Regions from separate parts of the Homo sapiens genome. Here region 1 is linked to region 2. Evidence: chromatin loops called from intact Hi-C (ENCODE). Cell type or tissue: PC-9. All regions are shown on one strand. Each heading gives the region's core, and the rest is flanking DNA. Links, peaks and the distances in the headings are about the cores only.

Region 1 (8,324 bases), core at 67-8,066, 150 kb after region 2:
CTAGGAGTGCACATAGCACCTTCGCTTATCCTGTTAGCCAGAACTTAGTCCTGTGGCCACACCTTCGTGTGCAGAAGGCTGAGAAACACGCCTCACCCATGTCTGTGGTGCTATGGATAAGAAATCACCAGAGGCTGGGTCTCAAGGGCACAGCTAACACCAGTGGAAAGACCAGGGAGGATGAGAACTCCTTTCTTCAGCACATCCTCTCACCATCGCCCCACCTCCACTCATGTGGCACCGGCAGGCATGCCTGCTCACACCTGCCCACACTGGCTCACACCTGCTGACATCTGTCCACAGCTGTTCCAGCCCACTCACACCTACTCACCCCTGTGCCACCTGCCCACACCTGTTCCCATCTGCTCACACCTGCCCACACTGGCTCATACCTGCACACATATGTCCACACCTGTTCCAGCCTGCTCACATCTACTCACACCTGTTCCCACCTGCCCACACTGGCTCACACCTGCTCACATCTGTCCACACCTGTTCCAGCCTGCTCACACCTACTCACCCCTGTGCCACCTGCCCACGCTGGCTCACACCTGCACACATCTGTCCACACCTGTTCCAGCCTGCTCACATCTACTCACACCTGTTCCCACCTGCCCACACCTGTTCCCATCTGCTCACACCTGCCCACACTGGCTCACACCTTCACACATCTGTCCACACCTGTTCCAGCCTGCCCACACCTACTCACTCCTGTGCCACCTGCCCACACCTGCTCACACCTGTTCTCATCTGCTCACACCTGCCCACACTGGCTCACACCTGCACACATCTGTCCACACCTGTTCCAGCCTGCTCACATCTACTCACACCTGTTCCCACCTGCCCACACCTGCCCACACTGGCTCACACCTGCTGACATCTGTCCACACCTCTTCCCACCTGCTCAACCTTCTCACACCTGTTCCCACCTCCCCACACCTTTTTCCAAGATGAACTTTTGAATCATTTTTGGACGTTCCCCCCAAATACATTTCTGATTTGGTTGAAAAGTCACTAAATGTATAAATAAATTTGCTGAGAACTGACATCTTTATGGTGTCAAATATTTTCACCCAGGTCCTGCACATTTTTTCCATTAATTTATGTGTGTGTATTCACATTCTTGTCACTACTGGACTGACATGTAAAAACAGGATGAAACACCTTTGGCTGTTGTGTGTTTCTTTTGTAATCTTCTACCTTGCAGAACTCTAAATCCTATTATTCAAATACATTTCCAGTTCAACCTCTCGCATTTTGCAAGGAATTTTTGTTCTGTTTTGTTTTGTTTTGGAGACTGAGTCTTGCTCAGTCACCCAGGCTGGAGTGCAGTGGTGCGATTTTGGCTCACTGCAACCTCCAACTCCCAGGTTCAAGCAATTCTGCTGCCTCAGCCTCCCGAGTAGCTGAGATTACAGGTGCGAACCACGCCCGGCTAATTTTTGTATTTTAGTAGAGATGGGGTTTTGCCATGGTGGCCAGGCTTGTCTCGAACTCCTGACCTCAAGTGATCTGCCCACCTCGGCCTCCCAAAGTGCTGGGGTTACAGGCGTGAGCCACCGCACCCGGCGTGCAAGGAATTTTTTTAACCTGTAAGTAATGATATCGTTGTCCTTTTTTGTCATTTTTACCTCTTCTGTTTTCTTTTCACCCCTTTGTTCTTGTTTTGGAATTTCCTAGAAATTCCAGGGCGATATCCAGGGCTGTGTTGCTGGTGGAACTGAGTGTGTGGCCTGGACCCAAGTGAGGGTGGTTCTGGTGTCTCCGGGAAGCACTGTGCCGCCTGGGGAGTTGAAGTGCTGCCTCTTGCTCTACCCCATGAGGCCGACCCTGGACGCCTCCCCTGAGACCCGGAGGCGGCTTGGGACGGACTTGAGGAGGAAGGAGGTCCCACAACTCAGATCCTCTCACCTCCCGGCCTTCCGCCTCCCCTGTTCAGGCTCCTCAAGTGAGAGCTCCTCCGGACTCCTGCCCCAAAGGCAGCCTGTCCCCAGCTTTCATTTCCAAATGCCCCAATATCTGCCATTCAGCCACACCCTCTGCCCACCCTGTCCCTGGGTTTGAGGCTGCCAGAAATTTGGGAGGCCCTGGAGCCCCTTAGAAGCCTCTAGCCATGCTGAGTCAGCCTGAACGATGGGGCTCACTGCGGCCACTGCCCACCTTGGCCTCCCGTGGACAGTGGCTGCATGTGTCCCGGGAGGACTGTGGTGAATGCCTCCCGAAGACAGGACTGGAGACACAGGAGGCCCAACGGGCTCTGATCGTCTGACGCCTCCGCAGGAGAGAAAGGTTGTAAGAATCCAGGTTCTTTTATGAAATGCTAAAGACAGAAAAATGCCGCCTGGCTCCCGTAAGTTCTCCACGTTGAGCAGTGGATGGGAAGAAGGACAAGGGCTGTGGACGCCGAGTGGCTGAGGACAGGGGAGAGGTGCACCGGCCACGCGCGTCCCTCAGTGGGGAGATGGCTGCAGACATCAGGAGGCTGAGCACAGGCTAACCGCTGTTCCTGCTTTATCCTCCTCTCCAGGTCTTAAATTCTGCTTCTATCACTTTCTTGTTTCAAGACGGTTTTTCCTCCCATCTTGATCTGAGTACTCCTTCATGCTTTTTGTTTATCTTGCTAAATGGAGAAAACAGTGAAGCTTATACAGTTTCCCCTGAAAACAGCCTTGGCCTCTTGGTGTCATTGTTTTCCACTGTTTGTAATGACAACTTTAATCTCTTTGACTAACAACCTACTTATAGCCCCTAATTTTTTCAGTTGTCAGTTTGCAAAATTGAGGTCTGATCTGCAAACAGTAAGACTCGCCACTTTTCCTGCAAGTTCTGTGGGGGACTGACTGCAAGGGCCAGGAGGGTGGTCTGGCCCCATGCAGGCACCTCCGCCTTCATTCTGCAGCCAGGTCAGAGGGACTCAGGGGTCACCTCCAGGGGTCACCCGCACCTGGGCTCCCATGACTTCACTCCCACCTGCTGTCAGATCCCTGGGGTCTCACCACAGACCTGGAGGCCCTCCTGGGGGAGCCTCAACAAGGTAGGTGACCAGGGAACGGGAGAGCCTTTGGGAGTGAGGAGTGATGGAAGTGCAGTGGGGAGCAGAGACAGAGACAGAGAAAGAGAGGGAGAGAGAGACACAGAGAGGGAGGGAGAGAGACAGGGAGAGTGATAGAGACAGAGAAAGATGGAGACAGAGAGAGGGAGGGACAGAGAGAGGGAGGGAGAAAAACAGACAGAGAGAAGACACAGGATGAGTGATAGAGACAGAAAGACAGAGACAGAGAGAGGGAGGGAGAGACAGAGAGAGACAGGAAGGGAGAGAGAGAGAGAGAGACAGAGATGGGTGGAGGCAAGGGGCAGGAGAGAGGATGTTAACCCTTTCTCCCCACCATTTACTGAACTGTACGTTGGACGATGGGACGCCTCCTCCCCCTACCCCGTGACGGGGTCCTGGAGGGGCAGACTTTGGAGAGGAGCTGCTGAAGGGTGGTGGGAGAGCAGGCAGGGTGCCACCACAGCGCCACAGCGACACTGCTGCTGGGGGCTGGGTTCCATTCCCTCTGCCTCGAGATCATGGGGGGTACTTGGATTATTGTTCAGCAAACACCTGCTCTCTTCCCCCTCCACCCCTCCGAGGACACAAGCATGCTCTGCTCTGGATCAACAGTGGATCAATAATGGATTTCAAGCAGGCTGGGCTTGGCCTCTGCTGTCACTGTAAGAAACACACCCCAGGGGCCAGGCGCGATGGCTCACGCCTGTAATCCCAGCACTTTGGGAGGCCGAGGCGGGCGGATCACAAGGTCAGGAGATCGAGACCATCCTGGCTAAAACAGTGAAACCCCGCCTCTACCAAAAATACAAAAAATTAGCCGGGCGTGGTGGCGGGCACCTGTAGTCCCAGCTACTCAGGAGGCTGAGCCAGGAGAATGGCGTGAACCCAGGAGGCAGAGCTTGCAGTGAGCCGAGATTGCGCCACTGCACTCCAGCCTGGGTGACAGAGCGAGACTCCGTCTCAAAAAAAAAAGAAGAAAAGAAAAGAAACACATCCCAGGTAAGGCTGCCGGCCCCTGGAGGGTGAGAGACCTGGAGAGAGGTCTCAGCCCAGAGCACGGCCCAGAAGGGCCGATAAGCCTAGACCAGCTGGCCCTGACAGTGAGCAGGGATAAGTAACTGCAGCTCGACTTGTTACGCAGTGTTACTGACCCAACAGCAGACTGATGCACTTGTCCTGCACCCCCTTGCCGAGGTAAATCCTCCCAGGGCCTCAGCCTCCTCACATCCGAAGTTGGGAGAACAATGGTGCCTCCGCCCCAGGACGGGCTCAAGGTTGAGATGACTCAGCGCAGGGGAATTCTCTGCACACCCTGTCCTCTGTGAATGCTGCTCTTGTTCCTGACTTCCAGGACCAGGCGAAGGTGGCCCAGCTCCCTCCCCGCAGCCTGTTCCATGGCCCACGGTGCTGGGCGTGAGACTGCTCCCTGGTTCTGTGGGCTGGGCCCTCCCTCTGGGCAGGTTCTGTGGTGGGAGAGACAACAGGCTCGCTTTGTAACTCCAGCTGCCAGGTGCACACCCACTGTGTCCTCCAGCCCAGGCGCTTCCTGAAACTCCCCCTTGGTGCTCTGCAGCTTGTTTGCAAAGGTGCTACTTCGCCTGCTGAAATAAAGTGTCCCATTCAGCTCTCTACTCCCGCGTGGTCTGTTGGTCCACGATTTGCCCTTTGTGAGCAGCTAGCTCAGTGGCGTTTCCTGGAGACAAAGGCCCAGGGTTGAGGGTGCCGTGGAGACAGCGCTACCTAAGGAAAGGCGCAGCTACAGGGCACAGCCCCTTGCTGGGGGCGGCCGCCGCAGGGCCGGGCATCTGCCGACCCTCAGCCAGGTCTGGGATCACCCTCACCAGGGCCAGGCCAGTGGGGGACCTGCGGCAGACCTATAGGAGTAGGAGCTGCTCCAGGGCCCCAGCCGTTGCCCGTCCACGGAGGTCACGTTCAGGCTAAGCTGGGCAGCCCGGCCTTGTGTTGCTGGCCCCCAGCCGAGGGAGGAGCTACGGGAGGGGTTGGGGTGAGGCTGTGGCTGGGATGTGCAGTGCCCAGCGACGGAGGGTGCTGGACATGTGCCCGGCTACTGGACAGCAGCCAGGGAGCAAGTCACAACAGAAGCCGAGGGGGAGGATCCTGCATCCCCACTGCTCCAGAAGGTGCATCCAGCTGGGGCGCCCTCACCGTGCGGACACAGGGGCTCCCAGCTTTCTGTGCACGCAAGGCCACAGCAGGAGCTTCCCGGGGTCTGCAGATGACCCAAAGCAGAGTTCATTTTCTTCCAGTACCCTCTCTGCTTCTAGAACCTTCCTCCAGCCCCATTCCAGCGCTCACTCTGGCCGAGACCCCTGCCCACTCACTGGTTGGTGGCCGGCCAGCCGCCCACCCCACGTCAGCAAAGCCAGCTGCCCGTGGCCCGAGGATGTGTCCTCGCCATGTTCCTACGGCCAGTCCTCCTGAGGCCACCGTGACCCCGAGGGGTCCCGTGACGGGACAGGCAGCTGACCCAGCACTGGCCACGCGGCCACCCACTGGAACAGGATGAGAGGAAGCTCCCGGGCAGCAGAAACCAAGCCACCCTCCCCTAGTCACCCCTGCATTTGTCATGTGCCTCCTGCATCTGAGGATGCCCTTCGAGGCCCTGGGGGTGGGGGGTGGGTGTGTCCTCTCTCAGACTAAGGAATCCGTGTCTAAGGTGCGGCTGCCCTTGGGATTTTGCAGGGTGGGTGACGTGCAAAGGGTGGGTGATGTGCACAGGGTTGGGCCTAGGGTAGAATTTGGGCTCTAGGGGACTCTGAACAGAGCGGAAACGTAACATCCAGACGTTCAGGGGCCTGGCTTTTGGGTGCAGCCTCCACCTGGCAGCAGGTTCTGTTCAGGGACAGGGGCTGAGAGCTGGCGCCTGCCCCAGCCTAGTGAGGATGCCAACGAAGGCAACTTCTGCTTTTCTTGAGGAAGAAACTTGGCTTTTGACTGGCCGGATTCAATGATTTTTCTTCCCTCCGAAACATTCCCTCCTGTCACTAGACTCTTTTCTTTTTGATATCTGTTTCTTTCTTTCTTTAACAATGAGCTCAGCACAAGGGGTGTGTTTGCCACCTGTCAGGAGGCAGCTAAGGGCTTATTGTAAGAACTTCTTTTCTTCCCATGGCAGCACTGGGGGAGAGGCCATGGCTGTCCCCATTTTATAGAGGAGCAAACCAAGGGCCACAGCCGTCGGTCACCTTGCTAGGAAGAAGAGGAGGGGAATTTAGGCCCAGCAAGCCGGTGAGCGGCTGGAGCTGTCAGCTTGGTGCTGGGCTGGGCGCCAGGAAGGCCTTGAGTGCTGGAGGGGCTCTCGGTGGCCTCAGAGTGTCTCTATAACCTCCCATTCCCACTCCTGTGCTCTGCAGTAAGCTCTGGGGCTCCCCACTGGGAGGGTGGCTGTGCTCCTGCCCCTTGGGGACTTCCTGGGGGCAGAGGTCTGAGCCATCTCCAGGGCCGGCCCCTGCAGCGCTCAGTTTAGGTGCGATACAAGGGTCTGGCTAGCCAGGTGTGGGGGCCGGTCACGGGCTGAGGGTTGAGGGAACCGTAACATTTCTGGACGCGTTTTTCTGTGGAGCAGGCAAGGTGGTCTGGTCAGGGTGGTGGTCTCCCCTGGGCCGTGGCAGGGGTATGGGGACACTGAACCACAGTCGTGGGGTCCACGGCCCAGTTCCAGTAGCCAATCAGGGGCACATGGTCCTGGTTCTTACCTTGGCTCATTGAGCAGCTGTGCCCAGTGCTGTGGGGTCAGGGGTGACATCCCAGATGGGTCTCCTGGATTTGGGCTGAAAGATCAGTCTTGGGGTACCCCCAGGGTCAGGGTGCTCAGAAACCCCCATGGTGGGCCTGGCCTGCCTTCCTGGCCTGCAGCCCTGCCTGATGCCAAAAGGTCACTGGGCCAGTCCTTGCCCACGGGCCCCTCCCCACGGTGAGACCTGCCCCACTTGAAACTTGCAAACATGGAAACTTGGCGATCTGACCCATGGCCTGGCCCAGCACTGCGACCTGATCCTGCGGCCCTGTGGGCCCCGGGCTCCCCATCGAGGTTGGGTTTCTAGGCTGCCTCAGCCTGTTCCAGCGAGAGGCGCTCGGGGTACGCTGGCCCAAGCCCCGCTGAGGTGCCTCCCAAGGAGGAGCCTGTGACCCTCAAGTGCAGGGGGTTGCAGATGCCCGTGAGCTCTGTCTCCCTCGTGAGTGGCCTGGGCACTGCTGCACGCGGGTGGTGGGGGCTGTGGCCCACCAAGGATTCAGCCTGGTAAGCGGCAGTGGGTGGGAAGGATGGTGTGGGCTCACTTGAGGGTCATGGGAGTCCGAAAGACTGGGGGACAGACTCAGGCCCGGGGAAGTCACATCCACAGGGACATCAGGTGCCCCCCTTGGGCCACCAGGACCAGACACATAGCACCCTGGACTCTCATCTCACAGTGTGGATCTGTGCACACACAAACATAGACACAGATGCACACAGATAAACACACACAGAGATATACACAGAAATACACACAGACATGCAGATACACAGAGACACAGATGGAGACACACAAATATGGAGACACACACAGATACACACAGAAATAGACACAGATACACACAGACATACACAGACACACAGATATGGAGACACACACACCGACACACACACAGAAATACCGACACACACAGCCAGCTGCTCCACCTTTGTGACCCCACCACCTCCTCCAGGGGCCCACCCTGATTGACTGAGAAGCTTTTGCTCCTAATTTGCTGAAATGAAGCCACCAGCGCTGGGGGGAGTGTGGCCCCGTGTCCCTTGAGCTCCCCGTGTCCCTTGCGCTCCCCGTGCTGGCCTCAGAGACCACATGTTCTAGCTGCATGAACAGCCAGCACACGGATAAATCCGTCTCCAGAGGGTACTTTTCGTGCAGAGCCAGTCGGCTGGGCCCTTTTTCTCCCTGCAGGACACCCTGTGTCTCTGTGGGAGGAGGGCAGTGATGCGGAGTGGGGAGTCCTCCTCAATCAGATAACATTGTGTCTCCCAGACGAGAGGCCCATGAAGGTCAGGGAGGGCACAGGGCTCTCGGAGGGAGTGTCTGGGGCCAATGTCACAACCTCTGCTTCACGCCCTTTCCAGACACAAGCGCAGACACTGAGCAAGGAGGAAGGAAGCTGAGACTCTGCGGGCCCGGGGACTGGCAGGAGCTCTTGTCCATGAGTTGAAGCTGTAGCACCAGGGTGGGGACAAGCCGGGCCCATGGTTTCCAGGGCCTCTGTCCTCCGTCCACCTGAG
Region 2 (8,324 bases), core at 68-8,067:
TTCCTCTGAAGGTAAATAAGGAAGAGAGCCCTGAGGTACCCAGCAGGGTAGGAGGCAGAGAGGGGGTCCAGTGAAGGGTACTGAGGGACGGGTCTCCAGAGCCAGCTGGAGGAGCTTGAGATGAGGCCAGGGAGGTAGCAGCTGAAGCCACTGAGTTGGACACGTGGAGGAGGCAGCGCAGGTGGCCAGGCTTGGGGCTCCTGGGAGGCTCCAACACCCTCAAGGCACAGGTCGGAGGAGACCCTGCTCAAACCAAGGACAAAGTGAGGGGGTGCAGGGCCCTTCCAGCCGGGGCCGGGGGGGGCCAACGCTGGTTCTTCATCAATTTGGAGCGCCAGGAGAGGGCGGGGATCTAGTCCTGCCGGATACCACCCCCCTTTGGGCTGCCCACACCCCCACCCCCTCTCCAGCAGCCAAGGGAGGCGGGTCCTCCCTTTCAAAGGGAGGTGCCCTCAGGCTCCTCTGGAATTGGGGATCCCTTGACCCAGGACGGCCTGGTGAGGGGTCGGAGCTGACTCCCGCCAGGCTCCGCTGCAGCACCTGACCGCCCCCACAGGTGGCCGGGCCGGGTCCTCATCGCTGGTGGGGCTCCAGGCTGGGAACGGGGGTCGAGGCCGATGCGCTGCGGGCAGCGGCCGCCGGGGGCGCTGCGGGGGCCGCGGTTAAAGCCCCGGCGCGGGCGCACGCGCTCAGAGGGAGCCGGGCCGCCGTCGCTGCCGCCGCTGTCCCCGCGCCCTGCGCCCGGTGGCCCCCCACCTCCGCCCCGCGGCCGTACCTGGCGCCCCCTGGCTCCCCCGGCCCCCGCGCGGCGTGGAGCCATCTTCCCTCACCTCCTACCGGCACCCTAGCTTGCTCCCGGCCCATGCGGCCCCCGCGGGCTCCCGGCCCCGGCTTCAGAACTCAGCCCTGCACCTGAGCGCGGGGCCCGGCGGGGCGTGGCGGCGGCGATGGGGAAACTGCAGTCGAAGCACGGTGAGCCGCGGGCCGGTAGGGCGGGAGGGCGGGCGGGCGGGCGTGGGGCCGCCTCTCACTGTCGTTTTCCTCTCCCCGCGTCCCGCCGTGCCGCAGCCGCCGCCGCCCGCAAGCGGAGAGAGAGCCCGGAAGGTGAGCGGGCGAGCCGACGGGCGGGGCGGGGGGCGGCGACCCGGCCCGGGACCCTCAGAGCTAGGAGCCCGCGCGCGTCCTGCCCTGGAGCCAGCAGTGGGGGGACGGGGCCGCGGGTCTCCAGGAGCGCGCGGGACCCCCACGCCTGCCCCTGCGCGGTCTCCAGGCGATGGGGACACAGCGAAGGCGCAGCGCCCGCGGGGCTCACGGCGCGTCTCTTTCCCTCCTCGGTGCGGGTTTCCCGCGCGTCCGCCCCCGGACCGCAGGGGACAGCTTCGTGGCGTCCGCGTACGCGAGCGGCCGCAAAGGCGCGGAGGAAGCGGAGCGGCGCGCGCGGGACAAGCAGGTAGGCGGCGGGGCGGAGGCTGGGGTCGCGCTGCGCACCCGCCCGGGGGCGGGGAGCGGTGTCAGAGCTGTTCCTGGTGCCCGCCCGCGGACAGGCGAGACGTGGGCCGCCATGGCCGCACGAGTGACCGGGGGCCAGGAGAGCCAGTCTCTCCCCAGCCTCCACGACGTCTGGGGCTCCCGTGGGGCGAGCCCTTGCTAGTGTCCCATGCTGAGTGGCGGGTAGGGGAATCGGAATTCCTTGTCCTAGGCTGGGAGCCGTGTGGGGGCTCCATGTTTCGGGCTGGAGGAGCTGGGCGAGTGGGAGGGGCTGGACCTAGACGTCCCGGGCTGGGGGTCCCGGGGAGCGGGAATGCAGTACCCCGGCTGGATGAGCTGGAGGAGTTGGAGGAGGGGTGGGAGCTACAGACCTGGGGCATCACTGGTCATAGCCTCAGTGCTCAATCAGCAAACATGGCCAGAGTCAGAGGCCTCGGTGCCTCCCATCTCTGGGAGGGGTGACCACAGGCCTGCTAGAGGCTCAGGAGACAGAGGGACATCTGCACAGCTGTGGCAAGGCTGCAGAGACTGCAAGGCTGGCTCAAGAGCCAGGCGGCCCTGAGGGTGGGTGAGGAAGGTGCTATGTCCAGGAGCAGAGAACTGTCCAGGTCTGGGGCCCTGGAAGGGCCTGGGGTAAATTAGACCTGCATGTTTGCTGAGCGTGAGAAAGCTAACATTTGATGGTCATCAGTGTCAGTGTGAACTGTATCGGTGCAGACAGCCCCACCAGGTGGCCAGGCCCACACTTGCCCCTTGCTTCCTCCCCCACTGTCCCCAGAGGTCCCCAGACACAGAACATGCCGGGTCACGCAATCAGTTTCCTTTTTGGAAAGACATTGTTCTGGCAGTTGATTAAAAAAAGTTCTGGGTGTGTTTGGAGACATTTTCTGCAGCTCTGTCTTGAGAAGGGGCTTAGGTCTGCTTGGAAATTAACATGCAATAGAGTTAGGATTGGTGCTTCCTGAGAGTGACCATCTAACGCCTGTGATGGTGGGAAGCACGCTGTAAGGTACAGTAAGTTGGGTGGTCCTGTGAGCCTCTATCCGGGACAGGGAGACCAGGGTGAGGTCATCCAGGGAGCTGTCCCCGCCCCAATCTGGCTCTCTCTGCCAGTTACATTTGCACAGGGGCTTGCTGGTGAGTGGATGGTGCCACTTAGCAGCCAGGTGCTCCTGGTATGATTAGTCAGTGATGTGAGCACCTGGGGTGGGCGGGCGTTCACCTCTCTCGTGGTCAGGGCTTTGGCCGGCCCCTGTCCATTGGCCCACTGGCCTGGAGCCTTCTCCCTGGGAGGCGCTGCACCATGAACCTTAAAATCCCTGAGCCAGCGCCCTCACCATGAAGTGCAGCTCCCAGGGCCATGGGGCAAGGCCAGTGCGCTCTGGAAAATGCAGGTGCTCCTCATGTGACTACGATGTCAGCGTGAGGGCTGCTCGTGGGCGTTTAGACCTGCCACTCTACACTGGGACATTTTCTTTAGAGAATAGCTTGGGAATTGGGGCTTGCTTGGATTGTTACCTTCTAATTTTGCCATCATTTCATGAAAGAAAACTCCTTTCTAAGTTAAAATGAACAAACTCAGAATCAAAGGCTGTCCTGTGAATTAAATACATTTCAGCTTTCAGACAAAAGTGCTGCCTTTCTGTATTTTCCGCCTCTGGCCATGACTCCTCCCACCTGGCATGGAGACCCCAGGGCCCAGGTGCGCCCTCACCTGGCCAAGTGCCCTCCCTGCCACATTGCTGTTCCTCTCACCTGGCAGCTGTTCCCCCTGCGACAGATCCTACTGACGTCCAGGAGAGTCGCAGGCCACCACAGCGAAGTGTCCCTCTGGCTCTCACCTTCTTCTTTTGTGTTGTCCAGAGCCTCGCCCATCGTCCTTGTCCTCCCAGGTGGTATCCACTGAGGAGGGCCAGTCCTGGGTCACCCAGGGCACCCCTTGTGATGCCTGGCTGGGGCCAGCGAGGGGACTCACTCCTTCCCTTCTCCAAAGTCCACCTCCTGGTTCCGTGCGAGGCATCCTGGGTGCCACAGAACGGTGGCAGAGAACCCTGTGGAGATTGGGCGCACTAAGAGCCAAGACCTCCGACCTACCCTCTCTCCCCAGCCCCCAAAATAACACAAATGAGATTGGCTATTATTAATTCCCTGTGAGCAATGCTGGCTCCTGCCTCTGTACGTGTCTGAAAACACCAACAGCAGCACTTTCCCAGACAGGTGTGTCTCTGCACCCCCGACGTGGCTCTCCCTGGCGACTCTGCGGAGCGCCACACTTTGCTTTTGGCGGGACCCGCACGGCTTCATCACCGAGTGTCCCTGAAGGGCTAGGGCCATGGGATCACTGGTGACGGTGCCGTGAAGGTCTGGAGAGTGGATTGTGAGGGATCCGGAGTCCCTGGGGATGTGCGTGGGTGAGGAGTGGTGCCATGGTGGCAGTGCACTTGTGTGGCTGTTTTTCCAAGTGGTAGTGACTGCAGGGAGGATGGCTTCAGGCCTGGGAACAGGCTGCCCCTGCACACTCACCCTCACCATCTGGTCTGCGAGACTAGCTTTAATTTCTACAGCGCTCCCTGAGGCTGGCGGAAAATGGTTCTGAAGACAAGAGTCACTGTTAACTGGAATGTTGTTGTGAATGGAGCACAGGCTTCCATGAAGTAGTGCTGAGGAAGGGTGCGCTGGGGCTAACTCCAGAGGCAGCATTGTAGCGAACACTCGTGACAGACCAGCCAGTGCGTGGAGGAGGCCGTGGCCCTGGCCTGCACGGGGGGCTCTTGCCCACATCTGCAGGAGGCAGCAGGCACGGCTCTGAGTGGCCCGTCTAGGGCAGGTCCCAGCTTACAGGAGGCACTCGCCAGTCCCATCCCCATGCCACGGCCCTTCTGAGTGTGCCAACATGGTACATGTTTCCTGGAAGGGAGCCAGGAGGACCACAGTCGTAAGACCTGCTGGCTCTGTCCAGGGCTGAGCTCCAGGCCAGGGCCCAGGCCTTCACCTGCACTGGCCTCTGGCTTCCAGCAGCAAACTCCATCTGCCCTCAGCATGGCCTTGCTCACGGGAACTGGGCTCAGCCCCACTACATGGCTTGACGCCTTCCGACTGGAACCAGCCACAGTGCCCCAGAGGCTCATATGCCTGCAGCTGGCCTTCCCCCAGAGGCAGGGGTGGGGCTGCCCCTTCCCTGCCCCTTCCCTGCCCCTCCTGGCCACCCAGGAGCCAGCGCTCACCTGTCCTCTGTGGGTCCAGAGAGCTGGATGTGGCAGTGGGATGCCCAGTTCTTGGTCAGTGGGAGCAGTTTCTTGTAGAAGATCCTGGAAAATTCTTCATGGCTTCAAGCACAGTCTGGACGCTACCGCATCAACACAGAGATGCAGGGTGGGGGCAAGATACACATTTGCAGGAGAGACTCGGGCCAGTGCACGTGCGCCCAGAGACAAGGCAGTGTGGACCATACTCTGCTTGGTGCTCGGCCACGTGCCACACAGAAGGAGAGGTTGTGGGTGCCCAGTCCACCCAGCTCTGCATTTGGGGGTGCAAGCCACTCCAAGATGTCCAGGAGAATGGCAGCTTCCAAAGGGAGCAGGGGTGCCTGGGGATGCCTCCAGCACAGACTCTGAGGGCCAACCTTCTGTCTTCTGTGACTCATGTTCCGGGACCCTGTGTCCTCATGGAGCTGAGGCCCATGTGGGGCTTTGTGTCAGAGCCGGCGGCAGCTGCAGTGTGTCATGGCTGCCCTTTGCTTTCTTTTTGGTGCCCTCTGTGTGCCTGGCCCTTGGATACAGGCAGCCGTGTTCCTACCCTGGGATGTGGCCCAGCCATGTGGCGAGGCCAGCACAGACATGCACAGAGGCTCAGGCACAGAGGGAACCGAAGGGAGTTGCCAGGCCACCTGGTCATCCCCCCTTGTGGGAGGCGTCGAGGTCACCTCTGGGCATGACACCTGATGCCCAGCACCTGAGAGCCATAGGACGGGTTGGATACCATGTATGTAGTTTCTGTGCCAGCCTGGGCCTTGGGCCCACTGAGGGCTGTGTGTGCGCCCAAGCTCTCCACCAAGCCGCAGGCATCCCCTGTCCTGCAGCAGGGGCTCTGGGGTGCTGACTGGGAGAGCGTGCTGACTGGGAGAGGCTGCTGCCGGTGCCTGGCCATGAGGTTGGGCCAGTGGATCTGTGTTGCCCATGGTGGAGGCCGGAGGCTGGCCAGTGGCGTGGTCCTGCCCGCTCGGGTCACTGTACCTGGACAGTGCAGATGTGCATTCTCAGTGTCGGCCCCTGTGTCTGTGAAGTGCATCCTGAGAAGCCCTGCACATGGACCAGGCAGGTGTCTGGATGGAGGCCCTGGAGCACAGAGCGTCCCTGCCACAGGGCCTTGGGCTAGAGTTGGGGGTTTCACAGACGAGGCCATCTGGGGCAGCTGTCACCCCTGGACTTCCAAAACAGCTTCCTGAAGCTAAAACTGCCCATTTTGCTGCTGAATGAGCTGAAGTTTTAGATTTCTGCAGGTGAAAGAAGACAGGTGGCTGCACCCTGTTCTCCTCAGTGGGCTGAACCACCATGGGAAGCCTGGTGCTGCTCCGTCCTCCTTCCTTCCTACTTGTGGCTGAGTAATTTGAATTCCTTTGAGGTTTTCATCTTGTTTTGGCTAAAGAGCTTACATCTTTCCTTTTCTTAAAAAACCCAGGCTGGTTTGCAATCCTCGGAAACCAATCATCAGCCCTGCAGCTTTGGGCCGCCGTATGCCTGCATTAGGGTGTTGGGGGTCCATCAGACGCACACGCGACTCCTGGGAGCCGCGGGAACTGTGGCTGGTGCCGGCCAAGGCAGTTGTGCCAGAAAGGGCAGGGCCGTCTCGAGTACCCATCCACGAGTGCCCTTCGGTGCCCTGGGCCCCTGCTGTGCATGCCTCCCGTGTGAGCAGCAAGGTGATGGTGAGATTGGAAATGCAGTTTCATCTGCCTTGTAGGAGTGGCTGGCTCTCCTTTGCCCCTGGGTGGGCACCGCTTGTTCAGAGCTGGCAGTAAGTCCATGGCCACCCCAGGTCCAGGCCCCGACTGGGGGAAACACACACCTTGCCACTGTCCTGTCTAGGCTAGGGTTGGGGGTTCGGCTCTTTCTATTTCTCAGGAAGCCAGGAGTCTGGGCCAAGGGCTCCTGTCCTCCACCCCCGCTTTGCGGCCAAGGGATACCCACTTGGTCAGCCCCGACAGAGGCTGTGAATGAAGTCCTAGTCAAAGACCATAGTTGGGAGCCACCATATGGCCGTGTTACGTGTGGCCCCCTCGCCAGCACCAGGTTTCTGTCATCCCATCGTTAGCAGAGGCGGCTTGCATGGTGGCTTGACAGCCTCTGGACCCGGCTTCGGACCCGGTGCTGCCACTCACAGCCTGGCCACATCCCTCGTGCCTGGGCCACCTGCTTCCCCTTGTGGTCCTGTGAGGAAAGACAAAAGGGACAGCTCCACGCTCCATAAGGCCAGGCAGCGAGGGCCACCTGGAGAGCAGCCAGGTGTGGCCGGGCCCCTTCCTGGCCTTTTGCCCCAAGTGCCGGGGTGCTGCAAGCCAGAGGGGTGCGTGAGTCCGTGAGCTTGTGCCAAGATGCTGTGGGCCTGATTCGTACTGCACAGTCATCTGAGCTGTCAGCAAGCTCTCACTGGTTGGCAGTGCCCACAGCCTCCCTGGCGTGGCCAGGTGTGGTGGGAGCAGAGGCCAGTGGGTGGGAGTGGGGTCCACCGTCCTTCCTGTAGAGAGGAAGCCTCTGGCCTCCTGGCTGCTGTTCTTGAGTTGGCAAAGCCACACTTTACGGAAGCGGTAGTTCTTGAAGCCAGACACACCTGAATTTGGAGTTGCCCAGCCTACCCCAGAATTTGTAGACAGCTACCTGCCAGATCACTGGGTCCCTGGAGCTCTGAAGGCTGAGCCCTATGTCCTTCCTGCAGGGCTCTCAGACAGATGCCTGCATCAGAAACTCCCTGGGTTATGACGAAAGGCCTATGACACCCCTAGGGAGTTGGGGAAGCCTCAGGAGCATCAGGAAGCAGGAGGAAGCAGGAGCCACTGCTGGGGTGAGGTCAGCATTTAGAGGCGGTCCTGCCCGCACATGCTGCCGCCAGCATTTCAGGGTGGGCTGCTCCCAGCAGGACTGCAGATCGGCCTGTCCATGTGTGGAACCCGAGGGGGCCTGTGCTGCGTCCTGGGGCATTCATGCTGGAGGGTTCCTGTGGCTCCGTCCTCTCACAGGTCTTACCAGCCGTGGCCCCTCTCCTGTTGGACTTGCCTTCCTGAACATGGGGAGGGGTCCCGAGCCCAGGACCCCTAATCAGTTCCAAGGGCTCCAGAGCTTTCAGTCTCTGCCACCTTCTGAGCCGTCGTCTGTCACAGATCATGACCGTCAGCTGTCCCTGGAGGTGCGGAAGGAGCCCTTCCTGTGGGGCTGCTGGGTTAACGCCGGAACCATGGGGAGCAGAAGGCGCGGTGTGTGAGAGGGGTCTGCCCAGGTAGCAGGATCCCCCCCCACACCGGACACTTCCCCAGCGTGGGGCGGAGCTCGTGGTGCTGGCCTGGAGGGACACACGGTGCTGACCTGGCTGCCGCCTCTGGACTGCGAAGCCTGGACCTGCTGGGACAGGAGCCTTGCAGAGACCCCGATCCGCTCTCACGGCGAGCTGCACCCATGCTGGCTGATGGGAGCTTTAATCTGCTTTCATGTTGGCAAATACTTGGCAGGGCACCCTTTGGCAGCCTTTCACGCTGGCGTGAAACAAATTGGGTCTGTTCGATCCTGTCCTGCGCAGAGCTGGAATTCACTGGTGGTGATGGCCAGCCCTTGGCAGCTGGAGGGGGA

What was found. Hi-C counts contacts between places; a loop is a spot of excess contacts. Peaks named below come from ENCODE experiments on the same cell type or tissue, not always from the same donor. Only the 100,000 strongest peaks of a DNase experiment are listed, where the experiment ranks them.
Region 1: a loop joins it to region 2, with 4 times the contacts of the local background. A loop is called at or near these places in 10 of 110 quality-filtered maps.

The regions. Positions count from the first base shown.
Region 1 is chr5:1,157,008-1,165,331 of GRCh38, forward strand. No RefSeq gene overlaps it. Among named protein-coding and RNA genes, the nearest start is that of TERLR1, 17 kb to the right of the region's middle. In PC-9, for the core only: no CTCF peak of the experiment used is centred there; a DNase peak (open chromatin) is centred at 4,364; H3K27me3 peaks cover 480 bases.
Region 2 is chr5:1,008,111-1,016,434 of GRCh38, forward strand. NKD2 (NKD inhibitor of Wnt signaling pathway 2) reads left to right here and starts at 692. Exons shown (of 10, transcript NM_033120.4): 1 at 692-972; 2 at 1,069-1,104; 3 at 1,371-1,450. The coding sequence starts at 948. RefSeq lists an enhancer at 1-719. In PC-9, for the core only: CTCF peaks have their summits at 539, 3,219 (motif pointing left) and 3,427; no DNase peak of the experiment used is centred there; H3K27me3 peaks cover 6,721 bases.